Regions from separate parts of the Homo sapiens genome. Here region 1 is linked to region 2. The links are chromatin loops, found by intact Hi-C in ENCODE. Cell type or tissue: endothelial cell of umbilical vein. All regions are shown on one strand. Region 1 overlaps BANP (BTG3 associated nuclear protein). Region 2 overlaps BANP (BTG3 associated nuclear protein).

Region 1 (8,000 bases), 67 kb after region 2:
CGACCATCTGGAAAATGTTGCTTCACCGAGTTAGGCAGCTCTTGCAAATGTTGTTCAGTCTATAATATCAAAAGCATACGGTTCATCAGCATTAGCACTGGCATCTGATTTATTGGGAGCTCTCGGGCTCACGGTGGCAAAGACAAACTTTCCAAAACTCCAACTTCACTTGACAGCTCAAACTTTATCACTGGCAACAAACACTGTTAGCTGACTTCTTTGAGGTGAGAGGCTAACTTCACTCATTTAGTAAGAGATGTCAGTAATCTGTAAATTATTTTTTTATAGTGTTCCATGAAAAGAGCAGCTAGTTCAACTACAACTCAAATAATCCCTCAACAACCACCCAACTTCAAAATACAATGAAAGTGCTTTCCGTGGACTTGCCATTTTATCAGAGCAGAATCACTGATTTTGTGAAACAGCTCATCTGCTGAGTTGGCCGGGGCACACCCAACACTGTGCCATGAACTGCTGTCATGCGTCTTGTTAGCAACGGGAGAAACTGGGTACCAGGCACAAGGGCACTCCCTATGCTATCTCTGCCACATATGTATACATCTCAAAATGTTCCAAAATAGAAGGTTTGCAAATAAGTATGTCTTTAGGATAAAAATAACAAAACCCTGCCAATACACGATGTGCCCCACCTGCTACCACCAAATCCTTGCCTGCCAACCTCTTTAAGCACGTTCCAAACCCTCACCCAAGCCCATCCTCAAGTGTGGCTCTTCCCAAGAGCTGCTGAATCCCAAGCAAGCCATCTGGGTCCAGATCCACCATCAGACTGAAATTCATCTCCCAGGTGTCAGACAAGAGCCCCACAAGCAAGCTCCTGACTGCGTGGGCACCTGCCACGGCCAGTGTTTCGCATCTCCCCTCCCTGTGGCCATCCTCACGGTCCGCGGGGCCTCTGCTCTGCTCCAGAAGCCCCCAGAAGGTGGGCAGGAGGTTTGGCTGGTGTGCATGAGGGCCAGCCCCCAGTGAAGGTGCCCCTTGGGACTGTCTCCCAGGGTGGGGGTAGGAGGTGCCGGGGACACCTGTCACCCCCAGGTCTCCATCTCCTGCCTTGACCTCTCACCGGCACTTTCTTCAGTCCAGGGTTTAAACCCCGTCTAGGCCATGGTCACTCGGATCAGCCATCCCAGCACTTCCACAGCTGAACCCTCCTCACTTCCCTGTTATCTTTCTCCCCAAGAATACTACCAGGAGTCCCGGCCACCTCCCTGCGGCCCCACCCTCATCGCCCTGCTCTCGCCCTTCCGCATCCCGAGGCTCCTCCCTCTCTGACTCCCCCTCAGCCCACCCCCTCACCCGGGACCTGGGCTCTCACCGAGTACCCTGGCACCCATCGCTCCGAAGGGTGGCATCGCCCCTCTGCCACACACACTCCGATCTGGCCGTCTCTTTGTCCTCCAATGCTCCATGTGTCCCTCCCAAAACCACACGGGCTGCAGCAGGAAGACCATGGCCGCTAAGCCCTTCTGTGGCTGACGCCAGCGCTGTTCCTCCAGGGGGCCTCCTCCCCGGAGAGCCTGCTAGTACCAAGCCTGGTCAGCCGCCTCCCTCGCAAGCAGCCTCACACCTCAGCTCCTCTGTGCAGGGCCCAGGCCTCTCCCCATCCAGCCACTGCCTCTCTACACAACCTCGTCTTATTCCTTCCCAGGGCAAACACACTCTAGGTCAGGGGGTGGCACGTGAGGGCCCACAACCCAGCCCAGCTCTCCACCTGCTTCTATGCAGCCTGTGAGCCAGGAATGGGTTTTACATTTTAAAACAGAAAAATAACAAAAGAACAATATTTCATGATGAGAAAATTACATAAAACTCAAATGTCAGCGTCCACAAACAAGGTGCCTGCTTCTCAGCCCAACAGCAGAGTCGAGCGGCTTCACAGTGGCACGAGACATCCCACGCCCCACAAGGCCAGAAACACTTACACTCTGACCCTCACAGAAAAGCGTGCCATCCCGTCCTGGGCCTCTGGGATCCATCAGTGAACTCCACAAAGATCTCCACCCCTGTGGGCATGCACGGTGTCACCACCCAGTCCCCAGTGTACGTGCCAACATCATGCTGAGGTTGCTCCCCTCACTGCCAAGGCGCCGCAAGGTCCTCCCTCCCCCATGAGAATTCTCTATGTCTGCAAAGGATGGATCCCGAAGCCTCCACGCATTCTGGGCCTTCCCCTCTGCAAACACTGCTGGGCTGTGAGTTTGTGCCGCTGAGCTCACTGGTGGATTTTCTACTGTGAGGTTATTAGTCTGATCTCCATAGAGATTAAAATCAACTTGGATGAGAAGCCACATGTTCAATCACAGTCACCCCTAAGCAAGCGGCTTAACGGGAATAGTTTTTGCTTGTTTTTTCTTGAGACAGGGTCTCACTCTGCCGCCCAGGCTGGAGTGCAGTGGTGCAATCATGGCTCACTGCAGCCCTGCAGCCTCCAATTCCCGGGCTCGAGTGATCCTCCAGTTTCCGCTTCCCAAAGCGCTGGGAGCTTTGGGCCACCATGCCTGGCCCAGTGGATGGCCTTTTAAAAAGTACTTTATACACTACATCCAGAGTTACCCAAATTCAGTCAAATGCTGTGCATAACCACCCGCTAGTAGACACACATCACAGAAGAGTGGTTTCCACGCTCTCGACTGGGGCCTACGATGGTAAGTTCATACACTCATCACTGCAAGTTTCCTGAGTCGATACCTACCCGTTAGCCACTCCGAACCATGCTCCTTTTATCCAAGGCATGCTCCATTTTATCCAGTATTCTTAACACTGGCCATGGCCCACTCAATTGATGTGGGTTCAGACCCAAAGTTTGAAAAATAATGCACTCAAAATAAGACCAATGTCAGTTTCTAGGGACTCAGAGTTCAAGAACATGAGGGAACGTGGCACAAACGACCAAGGACCACCACCTAACATGACCTACACCACAAAGAGGAGAGCCAGAAATTGTAAGACAACAGGCCAATTATTGCAAACTGTGTTTGCCCACTGACAGTCACAACTGTTGGCTGGGAAACAGGGCACCCAGCCTTCTAAAAACACTTAGGGTGTGAACTTTCTCAATCTCAGGGACGCATTTCGGCAGAAAACGCAGACTGGCAGCGGCAGCACTCTGCTCAGGGACCCACCGCCAGCTCCCACCGACACAAGAGCTGAGCTCACTTGAGGACACGTAGCGGCAGGGGTTGTCCGCATCCTGGCCACCAGCGCCCACAGAGCTTGCAGCATGCCATGATGACAGCAGGGACCGTGGCCCAATTCCCCCCGCGTCATCTGGTGAAAGGTGAAGGCGTTCTGCCATATTTACGGGAAGCGCATTCACACCGGCAAGGAAATGCCAAGCGCGCACCCAGTTCTCCCTCCCGGCTCCATCCAAACGCGTTTCTACTTTCAGAAAGATTAAGCTTTGCTTCCAGATATTTGATGACTTTTCATCTCAAGGGAAAAGGAAAATCACTACAGGCCACAACGGCCTTCTCTCAGACACAGAAGGTAACTGGTCACTAGCGAAAGGTTTGTCAGCGCAGGGCCCTGCGGCAGGCCTCCGTGAGCTTGCCTCAAAACCGCCCCAGGTCTCCTGACAGGACTCCACACCAGCCCACCCGGTCCACACAGGATCCGGTCTCAACCACGACAGAATGTGGACACAGACGAGCAGAGGGGAGGTGACTGCAGCCAATACACACCCCCGATCCATTCTGCCCAGCCTTCCTCAGGTGTTTCACTGCAGCCTCCTCTCAGCCTTTCACCTCCTCAGCCGCCTCTGCTCCATGTGTCCTTCCACAGCTCCCACGCTGTAAGCTGGCGACCTGTGGGTTCCGAATGGAGCACCGCGCCATCCTCCACCACCACTGACCCCTTCCCCAGAGAGACACCTCCCATGGGAGCAGCGAGTCGTGGAGTCTGCTCCACCGTGAACGCTGACGATCCAGAATGTTTAATCAAATTGGACGGTTCTTGACGAAGTGTAGACGCGAAGGATTGCAGAGTGGTTCTTTCCAACAGGAATCAAGTTCATGTGACTTCACAGTATCTCGGCACACCATCTGCTGGCAGCTTAGGAGTTAACACTTCCTGCACATTTTAACCAAAGACACTCACAGGATTCTGCCACGGAGGCCCCGGGGTGCTCCTCTCTCTGAGACTTACGGCACCCCTGAGAGGGGGCTTCTGGGACAGCACTTCATCCTCTGCACGGGGGTCAGGATGGAGGGTGGCGGAGAGTGTTTCTCTACTTCCTGAGGATGGAGACATCGTCTCTTCCAAAGGGGGGGCCAGAGTGGAGTCTTGTACAACAGACAAAGGGAGTCCCAGGCGAGCCCACCGGGACGTGCAGAGGCGGAAACCTGAGCTTGTCTACGACTACAACCAAAGCAGGCTGAGCTTGCCTATGATTACAACCAAAGCAGGCGGCTCTGCAGGCTGGGAAGGCCACGTACCAATCACTCGCCCCATTCTTCTCCTGCAGGGGCTGAAGGGCCCCAGGTGCAGCTGAGAACAAAACAAGTGTAGCTTTTTCAGAGCAAATTGCAAGTGTGTGATTCCACCCAATACTGTTTTCAACTTCCTGAAACTCCTCCCCACGGCCCCCAGGCCCCCAAAGTTCCGGATGGTTCAGAGCACTTCTGCTGACCAAGTCAGATGATGTCATGCTTTCACCACCGTCACCCGTGTGAAGAGAAAATACAGATGTTTATCTACCTCAGGCACAGGGAGGACCTTCTAAAGCTTTCATCTCATTCTCATTCAAACCCTCAAATTGACTTTCCCCAAGAAGTCTTTCCTTCAAAATGAGGAAATGTTTAGTTTCTCTAGATTGCAGTGGCTAAACTGGTGCTGTGAGTTACAGTCATTTTCAAGTCAGCCTTGCGACTCCATGTCATGTCAATCACTTAATCGTGTAACTGGAGTTTTTGGGATTTGTACAGTATCACTGCAGACGAGGAACCCAAAGGCTAACAATCCTGACGGGGGAGCTGCAAGACCACTGAGGCCCACTGCCCAGCACCTGTGCCTGGAGCCCCCAAACCCCTACTCCCTCACCTCCCTCAAGGTTGTGGGAAGGCCTTCCGTGTGGACCAGGGTGCACACACATCACCTGGCCACCTGCCTGCAGGAAATTCTGAGCCTCCCTGTCTTTCAAGACCTGGACACTTGAGACGCACTGGCCAGGACTGTGGTGAGCATCCCTCAGTTTGGGTGCAGCATTTTCTCATGATGAGACTGCATTTCTGGCAACACTGCCAGAGAAGTGATGTGTCTCACTGGGTCCTTGGTGTCAACGTCTTATGACTGATGGTGTTACCCCGATCACTTGCTTCACACAGTATCTGCTGGGTTTTTCCACCGAGAGGCTACAGTTTTATTTTTCCCTTTGTGACGTGTATCTTGGGGGAGATACTTTGTGACTATGTAAATATCACAGACAGAAGGACATTAAGGAGACAGGGCGGCCACACGCACCAGTGTGGGGTCCCGGAGGGGATCCCGAAACAGCAAGAGGACACTGGTGCAAAACCGAAGTTCGAATAAGGTCTGTCATTTACGCAATAATGCTGTGAACTTTCTGGCGTTTATATGGATGCCTGGTTACATAAGACGTCAACATCAGGGGAAGCAGATGAAGACAACAGGGAAGCTCAGTGAAATATTTTTTGCATCTTTTCTGTAAAGTCAAAAACTATCTGAAAATTAAAAGCTGACCAAGCTGCAGTCTGATTCTGCACGAGAACCTGGGTAGGGCCTGAAAGTGTGCGTTTCTCACAAATACCCAAGTGATGCTGATGGACACAGCTGGCCCCTGGACGCTCGGCTGGCAAGGCTCTGGCAGACAGAGCCCACCGCACTACACACAACCTCCCAGTGACAGTCAGCCACCATGCAGAAAGATCATGCTCCCAGTACGCTCACCACTGCTTCACTGCAGGCCCTCCTGGACCCCAGCAGGGCAGACGGCCCGCTTGGCACACTGACCCAGCGAGGAGCCAAAGTCAGGGTCTTTGCTACCACACGGGTCTGCCGGGCCTTGCCCAGGTACGCTGGCAGCCCTCCAAGGCCACAGGGCCAGAGCCACCAGCCCACGCTGCAATTCAGAGGCGGCTGTGGAACGGCGGCTTGGCACCTCACCCCGTTGACTGTGGGCAATTACCAAGGCCACAAGGAAGCAGGAAGGTGGAGTGAATAGAACAGGCTTGCAAATTCCTGCTCAAGGGGAGTGACTGGCCGTACGGGTGACCTCCTCTCACTCCATTAACATCATCTTTAATAGGGTGTTATCAACCCACAAGAAAGAACACACTCCTGACAGATGCAGAGGACCCGATCAGGGCAGAGGGAAAGCACCGGGGGCACAGGCGTGGGGCTCCAAGCCTCGCAGAGCCCTGCGGGCAGGCCAAACCCGCACCTGCCAAGTCGGTCCCGCACAGGAGAGCTAACTCCCCCACGGCCAGCAAAGGGGCCTTCCTAAAGAAGCGGAACAGCCCAGAGAAAATATCTGCAAGTTGGTGCTCCAGGTCCCACGGTGACAGGCTCCCAATCACCCGAGGGGAAACTGGACTCTTTCAAAAGCACCCCACAGACCCGGGGCTCTCCGCCAGCTTCCTCCTGCCTCAGACAACAGTAAACATCAGTATGGAGGACTTGCCATAAAGAGGAAGAAGCCAACACTTTTTTTAAGTGACATTAGTGGAAACAAGAAATCAGAACAAAGGAGAGCTGGGAAGAATCCTTATTAGTTTCCTTAGAGTCATGGAGATGAGGCACTTGTGTAACAATAAGCTACTATGAAAAAGAAACAAGACAAATACATGCTTGGACATTAAAAATTTGATTGTGAACACATATTAAAGCCCTCTCCCAGAATGAGAATAAACGAGACACAGAAGGAAGGATAAAGACGCAACTCCAGGGCTCCACCTAGAACGTCCATCACAAACAGGAACTCCTAAGACAGAAGAGCAGAGCTGGAGAGGAAGAACTTCTCAGACAGAACAAGGGAACTTCCCAGAGCTGAAGGACAAAGCACCAGAGTCAGAGTCCCCGGCGTAGGAATCCACACACCTCAGCACACACAAGGGTAAAACATCATTAACACCAAAGAGAAGATCCAAGAGCGTTCAGGGAGGGAGAGGGGTCTCCACAAGGAGGAAGAGCACTTGCCAGAGGTTCCTGTGGAAACGAACAGAGCCAAGATGAAAACATTCCTGAACATACCCAGCTACAGAAGAAAGGAAAATATCAGGCTGGCTCGTGTGCAAGCTAACCCATCCAGATGAGAAGGACAGGGGCTGAAGGAGAAAGGGGACCTGACACTATCCTTGAGAATTTAAAACAATGTAAGGAGTCGATGGGAACAGAAAGTGCCAAGAGAAAAGCCATGACTAACAGAAAAATCCACGCTGTACAGGAAGGGAAACACTCAATTTGTCCGTGAAGAGAACAGTATTTGCATAGGCCTAACACAGACAGTCCAGGGGATAGAAGAGTTGGGATATGACAGAAGGGCTCCATCACCCCATCGTAATAGAAAGACAAGGCTGTGTAATACAAAATATCAGCTTAGAGCTAGGTGCAGTCACTCACACCTGTATTAGCGGCTACTAAGGAGGCTGAGGATCACTTGAGCTCAGGAGTTCGAGTACGGCCTGGGCAACATCAGGGGATCCTATCTCAAGAAAAAAATAAAAAGGATCAGCTTACTCAGAGCTGTGGAGAATGACCTAAAGAAACCACTCAAGATGTAAACCTCTTTGAAGAACGGGGCTGAGAGGTGGGGCAGGGGACCATTGCTTTTCATTGTAAGTCTTTCATTGACGTTCCTATTGTATACATTATATTGATTAAAATACTAAATATATGGGCTTTTTTTTTTAAGAACATAGGCTTCAGACAGACTGAATTCGAACCCTGGCTCTGTAAATCTGAGCAAGTCCCTTAGTGTCTGCGGGCCTAGTCACCTCATCTATAAAGTGGACGCAGCCTCTGCCTCC
Region 2 (8,000 bases):
ATACAACGGCCGGCAGCCCCACGCAAAGGCCTCGGCCTCCTTGCCCCCATCCAGAAGACTTCCGGGAGGCCCAACAGGCCCTCTGTCCCTCACGGAGGAGCCTGGAGCAGGCCCGAGGCTGTCCGTGTGAAGGGCGCACGGGGCCAGGCACAGGTCCTGCGGCTCCACTGCTCCGTGCGCACCGCGCAAGCCTCTGGCCTCGGCTCCCGGCCACTGGTGGAGCCGCTGGCCACGCACTGGCTGCCCCTGAGGGTGCCACCAGGCCAGCTGCCCCGAGCGGGGGAGGGCGGCCTCTCCTGCAGCACGAGGCCTACCTGAAGGGCAGTAGGAGGACGAGTTGGGCGTTCTCCGCGAGAAGCTCTTGACCGCCAGGCTCTGGCCCCGCTGCTTGCGCCGCCACGCCGTGCGGCACTTGGAGTCGATGCTCTGCTTGATTCGGTACCAGTCGGATTCTGTGATGCCAAATTTATAGAAAAGGTGACCTGGAAGGACACATCCAAGGAGAAGCGGTGAGGCCTGTTCGGGACAGCCACCAGGAGCTGCCTGGCTGCAGGGCCGGGGCCCGCTGAAGAGGCCTCACCCAGGCACCCCAGCCCGCCAGGCCGGCCCCGTCTTCCTGCAAGGGTCTGGAAAGGCCCACTGCACAGAAGGTGCTTAGCTGGCCCACAGGCGGGGCTCCCCACGAGATATAAATGCTCACTAAGGTGTCATGACACACTCTTTCCATTTACTTAACTTCTCGATCCCTCTGACTCGGTCGGCCCACACCAGGTGCACACTTGGGGCTCTCACAAGATTCCCAGACCTTCCACGCCCCAACTTCCCTCTGCCCTGAGCTCACAGCAGCACCCAAGGTCCTGAATGCCCAGAGGGTGAGATCAGGGACCTCAACAATTGGATCAGAACTCGCTGGTCCTCTGCCTACTCGGGCCTGCTCGGCCACCGCCTTCCCTTCCTTCATGTCCTGGCTTCACCATCCCCCTGGATAACCACCTGGCCCTCCCGCCCTCCTGGGCTCCCACCCTCCTCCCACTTGTTTTGTCAGAGCACTGACCACCTTCCGGCATTTGGAGAATTCATGTGTGTATTGTTACTCTGTCCCCCTCACAAACACAGTTTCGAAAATTCAGGTGTGTATTGTTACTGTTCCCCTCGCAAACACAGTTTGGAGAATTCATGTATGTATTGTTACTCTGTTCCCCTGGTAAACACGGTTTGGAGAATTGAAGTATGTATTTTTGTTACTCTGTCCCCCTCATAAACACAGTTTGGAGAATTCAAGTTATGTATTGTTACTCTGTCCCCCTCACAAACACAGTTTGGAGAATTCATGTATGTATTGTTACTCTGTTCCCCTGGTAAACACAGTTTGGAGAATTCACGCATGTATTGTTATTCTGTTCCCCTCGCAAACACAGTTTGGAGAATTCATGTATGCACTGTTACTCTGTCCCCCTCATAAACACAGGGGCCTTTGTTGTGTCCACCCATGGGGGTCAGGCACCCAGAACATTCTGGCGCACAGTGGCTGCTCCTGTGTAAATAGTGATGACAACGGACTGCAAGACACCCTCCCATCGCTGCTCAGGTCCGGGGCTTGCTTATGTCATTCCCGACGCCTCTCTATCGTGCCTTCTCAACTAGAGTACAAACTCCTTACGGGCAGGGCCTGTGTCCTCATCCCTGGAGTCCCTATACCACAAGCCGAGTGGGCACAACCTACTCTCACTGTGGGGCCAAAGCCAGGTGCATCGTCTTCCTGGGGCTCACCGTGCACACGCAGAGAACTGTCCTGGGACCCCCAGTTCTCTACCACCTGCGCTACGGAGAGCTCTCAGCACGCCCTGAGCAGCATCCAGAGATGCCCTGTATTCAACAGGGAGAAAACTGAGGATCCGAAGGCCACGGCGGAGCAGGTGACAGGAGGGAGCCAGCGCCCCACTGCACGCCCGGCCACTTCCCACTAGGCCACAGGACCCCATCCCTGTAGCGATGACGAATGTGGGCATGATGGGAAGGGCTCTTCAATGCAGTGGCCTCTCTAGCTGGCTCATGCAACTTCACTAATTTACAGGAAAATACATGGATGGAATCCAAAATTGTAGTAATAAAAAGATTAAGCTGAAAAGTGTCCCGTTTCAACTACCAAGAGCCTCAAGTTCGGACTCTACTGCCCAAACCCTAAAAATCTGTTCCCATTGAGACTAAAATGGTGGAAATAATTAAAACAGAGGAAGAAGTGTTTGGGTTTTTTTAAGTACTCGATTAGGTATCAAAAGTCCCTCGGGTTTTGGAAACATGCCTCTTGACTTTCTTATCAGTAGATACTTGAGACACGTTTAGAATCTCTGTATAATCACAACCAACCTGTCTGTGCTGCAGACAAAAAGAAACCAGTCAGGACGGTGGGATTTGTAGGATGAGAGGGAAGAACACCCTAAAGTGGTTTCGGCAGCACATTTTCATCCTCATGCATAAAGAAGCCATACAGGAAGCAGCCGCCCTTTGGCTTCCAATTTTCGGGTCATCTCTAAAATACTCCAAGTCACCCTCGAATCTTGGCTGGGTGACTCGGGCGCCTCAGGAAGCCCCAGGCTGAGCAACTTTAGTGACTCACAGAGGAACCCAGCCGCTGGCTGTGGTCATGGGGGAACCCAACCATTAAAATCACTAGGAAATCCTTACAGGAGAGCCCAGCTGCTGCCAGAGGTTGCACCATAGTTACCGGAAAACCCAGCTTTCAAACTGCACTTCAATAGTTTCATGAGAGCCCAGCTACTGATTTTAGATACAAAGCAGCCCAGCTGCTGCCACCGGGAGGGCAAGAAAGAAACAGCCATCCCACCAGCAGGAAAACATCTTTGGAGCACGAGTCGATAAAAAGAAACATCCTCAGAACCGCCCTCCTGTGACCCTCCCACCTTCACACTCCAGGAGAAAAATTCCATAGACTTTGAAGGATGAATGAGTCCATACAAAATTTAAAAACGGGTTAGTAACAGGAAAGAAGATAAATCTAAAACACCCAGGTGTATAGGTAAGAGAAATGGGTGAAAACATTCACATTTAAATTCAACTTTGTAAAAATCAAGTTGCCAGTTCAAACCCTGACTCACACTTATTAAATAAAAAATATATATTCATCTGGTTACCCGCCACCGAGTTTCCATTGTCCTCAGACATCAAATTATCTAATTCCTTCCGTCTGCGCTCCAGGCCCCAGCCTGGGCGAATGCCCCCTGCCGGCCACAAAGGAGATCCAGAGAACGGACCAGCCGCCCAAGTGCTGCCCGCAGAGTGCAGTGGGTGAGGAGGGCGAGGATCTGAACATGCACTTACGGGTGCAGGCGCCGCCCGCAGATGCTACTGGACAGCAGCTGGGGCAAGCGCCCACGTCTGGGCAGCCCTCAGGGCTCGGATTCCTTTACCTTTTCTGACAGCACTGAGCAGCCGCACTTAACAGGGAGCGGGAAAAATCCTATCATGATGGGATCAAAAGATCACCTTGAATTTAACTGCCATTTTCCACTTTAAGCATTTGATCTCATGTTATTTGACAGACATTTTTTTTTAAAAGCCTCATGAAGTAGGAATGTCACTACTCTCATCACTTTGGTTTTGAGGCAAAAGCCAGAAAAAGGAGAAGTGATGTGTCCAAGTCCAATTACTAGTTAGGAGTGAGCACCGGCCTTAAAGTGCAAGCTTCCTGGGCCCACCAGGTGAAGAAGCAGCGGCCCTCACTGGATCCTGAGAACCCATGAGAGGTGCTCGGGGAGACGGGAAGAACACGCACAGCCCCGCACACGTGACTCTGCTGTCCTGAGCTCCCTCAGCCCAAGGCACCTGCAGCCCCTGCTCTGGGAGGCCTAGTCGGACTTCAATCGAGGCAGAAGTCTCCCCTGCAGCAGCGCCCAGGACACAAGGAGAACAGAAGTGCTCGGCATCCGGCTGCTGAGGCTCACGGGATCCCCACAGCGTGGCGTCACCTGGGAGCAGAACACCCTGTCTGGCCTCAGTCCCTGCTTTCCCCAGCCATATCCCCACACTACACCAACCGAGGCCCCTCAAGGCCGGGACGGGATTGCCTTCCAGGCTCAGCCAGGCAGCATCCCTGCCACAGTGCACGCCTCTATTTTCCTGGCGAGCTGTTCTGCAGTCCCCAAAGAGCTAAAGAGTCTCCACTACACCGTTAGCTGCCTTCCCACTTTCCAGAACCCCCGTTACTGACTCTGGTGGTTCAAATCATAAGCCGATTCCCAGCTCTCCATCTGTGGGGCCATGAGAGGCACTGTGGGAAGCGAGATGAGAGAGCCAGGAGGGCTTGTCATCTTGTGCCTTGGTGGGTGGCATGGGGCTTTATCAGTCACAAAGGAATGAAGAGCCCCACCTGCTAACACACTCTCATGTGCAAGGGAAGGCACCACAAAACCGAGTGCCAACAACTGATTTCTTCAAATTACAGACTCGACGTGACAGCGCTGCCTAGAAAAACAAAAGGCCTCTGCCCGATGGAAGCCAGCTGACATGCTCCCTCCCGGGGGAAGCATACACAGCTCACGCCCCATGCACCTCAAACGTCCAGCCTCCAGGCCAAGCCGGCCACCTTCTTCAAGCCTGCTGACTCACTCCTTTATGAGAAAAAATGATGGAGAGACACCTGTCCTCAGTCTGTTAGCCAGAGAGCCCCTCACAGCCACCTGCAGGACCACCTCCAGGTCACAGCTTCTGGGTGACCTGCTGAGAAGGAGGCTCTGCTCACTTTTCTGCCTGAAGCCCACACTGACCACACCTTCCTCCCAGCTCTCAGTCACCGTGAGGCGCTCAATGTCCCAAGATACACAGACAAACACCCACCCCTGCATGGAGTCCACATTCTGCCTTAAGGACACATATAGGGCAGCCTCACCATTTCACCTCACAGAGAACCTGGAGAAGAGACAGCACCTGACCACCCGTGTCCTGTGTCCTGGGCTGAACAGTGTCCCCACAAAACTCACGTCCTGGTCCAGGACCCCAGAATGTGACCTGACTGGGAACTAGGGTCTCTGCAGATGTGATTCATTAGGTTGTAATGAGGTCATCCTGCAGGAGAGGGAGCTCCAAATCCAGTGACTGTCCTCATAAGGAGAGGGACACAGAGGGAGACATGGGGGGAAGACAGCCGAGGGGGATGCGGCCAGAGACTGGAGGGATGCGGCCACCACCAGAAGCTGGGAGAGGGAAAGGGCCTTCTCAGGCAGCGTGGCCCTGCCCACACCTTCATCCCAGGCATCTGGCCTCCAAACCTGCACGAGAACACAAGCCTGTGTTCTAAGCCAGCCAGGCTGTGAGCTTTGTCCCCGCGGCCACAGGAACCTGAGGCACCCTGCAAGACACAACGGGGCCAGGTCGCACACCTGCACTCACAGGGACAGGTGTGGGTGAAGTGGCCCCCGCTGCTTCCCACTAGGTACCACCACCTGGGGCTTGGAGTGAATGATTTGAAAAGAACTACAATCATCTGACAGGTCAACCCTGAAAGCATAACTTTTTACCTTGTGCAAATGAATCCAGTCTTTCCGTAACTGCTAGGAGGTCTCATGGGGATCGGCCATCCACAGCAGCATTCTTTAGATCAGACGAGATCGGGTGTGTTCAGGGTGGCACGGCCTTAGACAGCATTCTTTAGAAAAGCCCTCAGATCCGGGGTCACCGGCTTGGATGCAGAGTCCAAGCAGAGGCGTGAGCGAGCCGTGGATAGAAATCCTAAGAACTAAACCAATTTCTCTTCATAGAGAAAACAGGCGAATGCTGCTGTCCTGAGAGCACATTCCTTAGGAAAATGCTCCAAGGTTTTCCAAGTTGCAATAATATGCTACTTTTGCATAAAACACACAAATTTGGTTAGCTGCCCAAATTCGGGGGGTCCACCAATCCTTGGGAACCCTAAGAAAGCCAACACCCCAAAAAGCAAATTTCTCTCTCTCCCTCTTTCAATAACCTCATTTCCTCATTTTGAGAAGGTGGTACTTAGAGACTTTACCTACTGTGTGTTTCAAAATGTAGACTTTTTTCTCCAGAAAAAGAAAGAAAATCTTTCTGCTGACAAATAAGGAGAAACTTAAATCAAAATCTTCTCCCTCGTGAGCTGCCTGGGTTGAGTGAGGACAGCCGCAGGCCTCTGACTGCTGAGGCTACAGGCGTCACTGCGGGCTCTGAAGCAACAGCAGAGAGTAAGGTGGGGCAATGCGGCCAATTCCACTCCTGCCGCTGTTCAAGCTGGGGCCTGGGAGGTTTGCTCCATGCATTTATTTCATTTGTTTTGGTTTTTTGGGCAACAATCAGCAATAAGAATGAAACTGGGCCACAGGAAGAAAAGGTAAAGCCATGCTTTTTACGTTTCAGCAATTCCGTCTAAGCACGAGCCACGCAGGCACGCCTAGCCTGAGGCGGGGGAGAAGGCACAGCCCTGGTCCATACGCAGCAGTTGCTCCAGGCCCCTCCACACGGCCCTGTGGACAGGCCAGCCTTCCTCATGCAAAGTCACCCTGAAGGTCAGCCACACCATGACCTTCCCAAAGCTCGGCTCTAGAGACCAGAATTCACTGGGCATCTCCAAGGGGCCGGGCACTGTGAGCAAGCCCAGGAGCCCCACCCCGGAGGGACTTCCAGCAGAATGACGGTGCTAGCGGACGCCCCTGCCAGGGGACCGTGCTCCAGAGCCCAGCTCAGAGCCTGGGGAGGCCGGGCCAGTGGGCCCCAAGCCATGAGGTTCAGCAGCCTGGTGAACACAGCCAATGACCTCAGCTGTCTGGAGGATGGCCCCGAAGCCAGCGGGCCCAGGGGAGAGGGTGGTGGCCCATGCCAGGCTCCCACTCCCCTCTCCGGCCTCCAGACCCCCATCGAGGTTGGCAGCACTTCCCAAGCAAGGAGAAGCTCAGCAGAGAAGGTCAACTCATAGCCACAACACGCAAGGAATCGCAGCCTGCCCCATTCTGCCCCATACAGTGCCTTCCACCGCCCTACATGGACTCCCTGAATACAGACACAGCCACCCCACCGCCATGGACTCTGCTCTGAGTATCGCCCTGCCATGCCCCTGTCACCTCACTGGAACATTCCCTGTGCTCGATTAATAAAAGAATTGCAGCCAATGCCCTGAAAGCCCGAATCCTTAGCCTGACAATCCAAGGCACCGTCTCCAAGGCAGAGCCAGCCGGCCTCCAGCTTCACATCCAAGGCCCCTGTCTTCTCCCCCGAGGAGCAGGGACTCCTCACCTGGGAACAGGGCCCAGCCCCGAATGCCACTGCCCCACACAGCACAGCACGCTCATCCCACACACCACCATCCTCTCCAAAGAGCACCCACTCCTCTCTGTCCAGGCTGCGCCTCCAACCTGTAGCCCAGCCTGACACTCCTGCGACACCCCACAATGCCACCTCTCAGGTTGCAGACGTTTCTATCTACCTGACCGCACGCTCTGCCATCAGGGCCATTTCTCATTCGTCTATATATCTCAACGCACTCCACACTGTGATCCACACAGCAAGCACCAGCACGAAGCAACCCCCGGGTTTCAAGCTGGAAGCACATCACGTGGTCTGGTGCGCAGATGTGTGCTCCTGGCCACGCCATGCCCTAAAGCAGAGGGTGGAGGGGGTGGTGGGCCTGCTGCCCGCCTCTGAAGGCAGTGTCCTGTTGGAGCACATCCACGACCATGCGCTGACTCCTCGTCTGTGGCTGCTTTCAGAGCTAAGCAGTTGAACAGAGACCCCAGGGCCTGCAAAGCCTGAAATATCTGCCGTGTGGCCCTTCAGAAGAAGGCTGAGGGTGACCCCTGCCCCATGACCCTCTGATCCTCTTGACCTGCTTTACTCCACCGCTGAGAAGCTGTGAGGAGGCCCCACGTGTGGTCTCCCAGGAGTTATCTGATACTACCCTCAGGGTCCAGGATGGGCGCCCGCTGGTGTCTGACAGCTGGGGCACACGCCTGGGACAAGACATGGCACATGGGAAGATG

What was found. Hi-C counts contacts between places; a loop is a spot of excess contacts. Peaks named below come from ENCODE experiments on the same cell type or tissue, not always from the same donor. Only the 100,000 strongest peaks of a DNase experiment are listed, where the experiment ranks them.
Region 1: it touches region 2 in a loop (3-fold over the local background); 5 of 110 quality-filtered maps call a loop at or near these places.

What each region holds. Positions count from the first base shown.
Region 1 is chr16:87,953,075-87,961,074 of GRCh38, reverse strand. All of the region lies in intron 1 of BANP (BTG3 associated nuclear protein), which reads right to left. Among named protein-coding and RNA genes, the nearest start is that of BANP, 5.6 kb to the right of the region's middle. RefSeq lists enhancers at 4,120-4,179, 3,598-4,540, 4,610-4,729. In endothelial cell of umbilical vein, a CTCF peak has its summit at 4,088 (motif pointing left); DNase peaks (open chromatin) are centred at 4,054, 4,554 and 7,114; H3K27ac peaks cover 3,485 bases.
Region 2 is chr16:88,019,965-88,027,964 of GRCh38, reverse strand. BANP (BTG3 associated nuclear protein) reads right to left here. Exons shown (of 14, transcript NM_001386991.1): 8 at 315-482. Among named protein-coding and RNA genes, the nearest start is that of BANP, 73 kb to the right of the region's middle. RefSeq lists an enhancer at 255-825 and a silencer at 3,102-3,348. In endothelial cell of umbilical vein, a CTCF peak has its summit at 3,252 (motif pointing left); a DNase peak (open chromatin) is centred at 3,274; H3K27ac peaks cover 1,040 bases.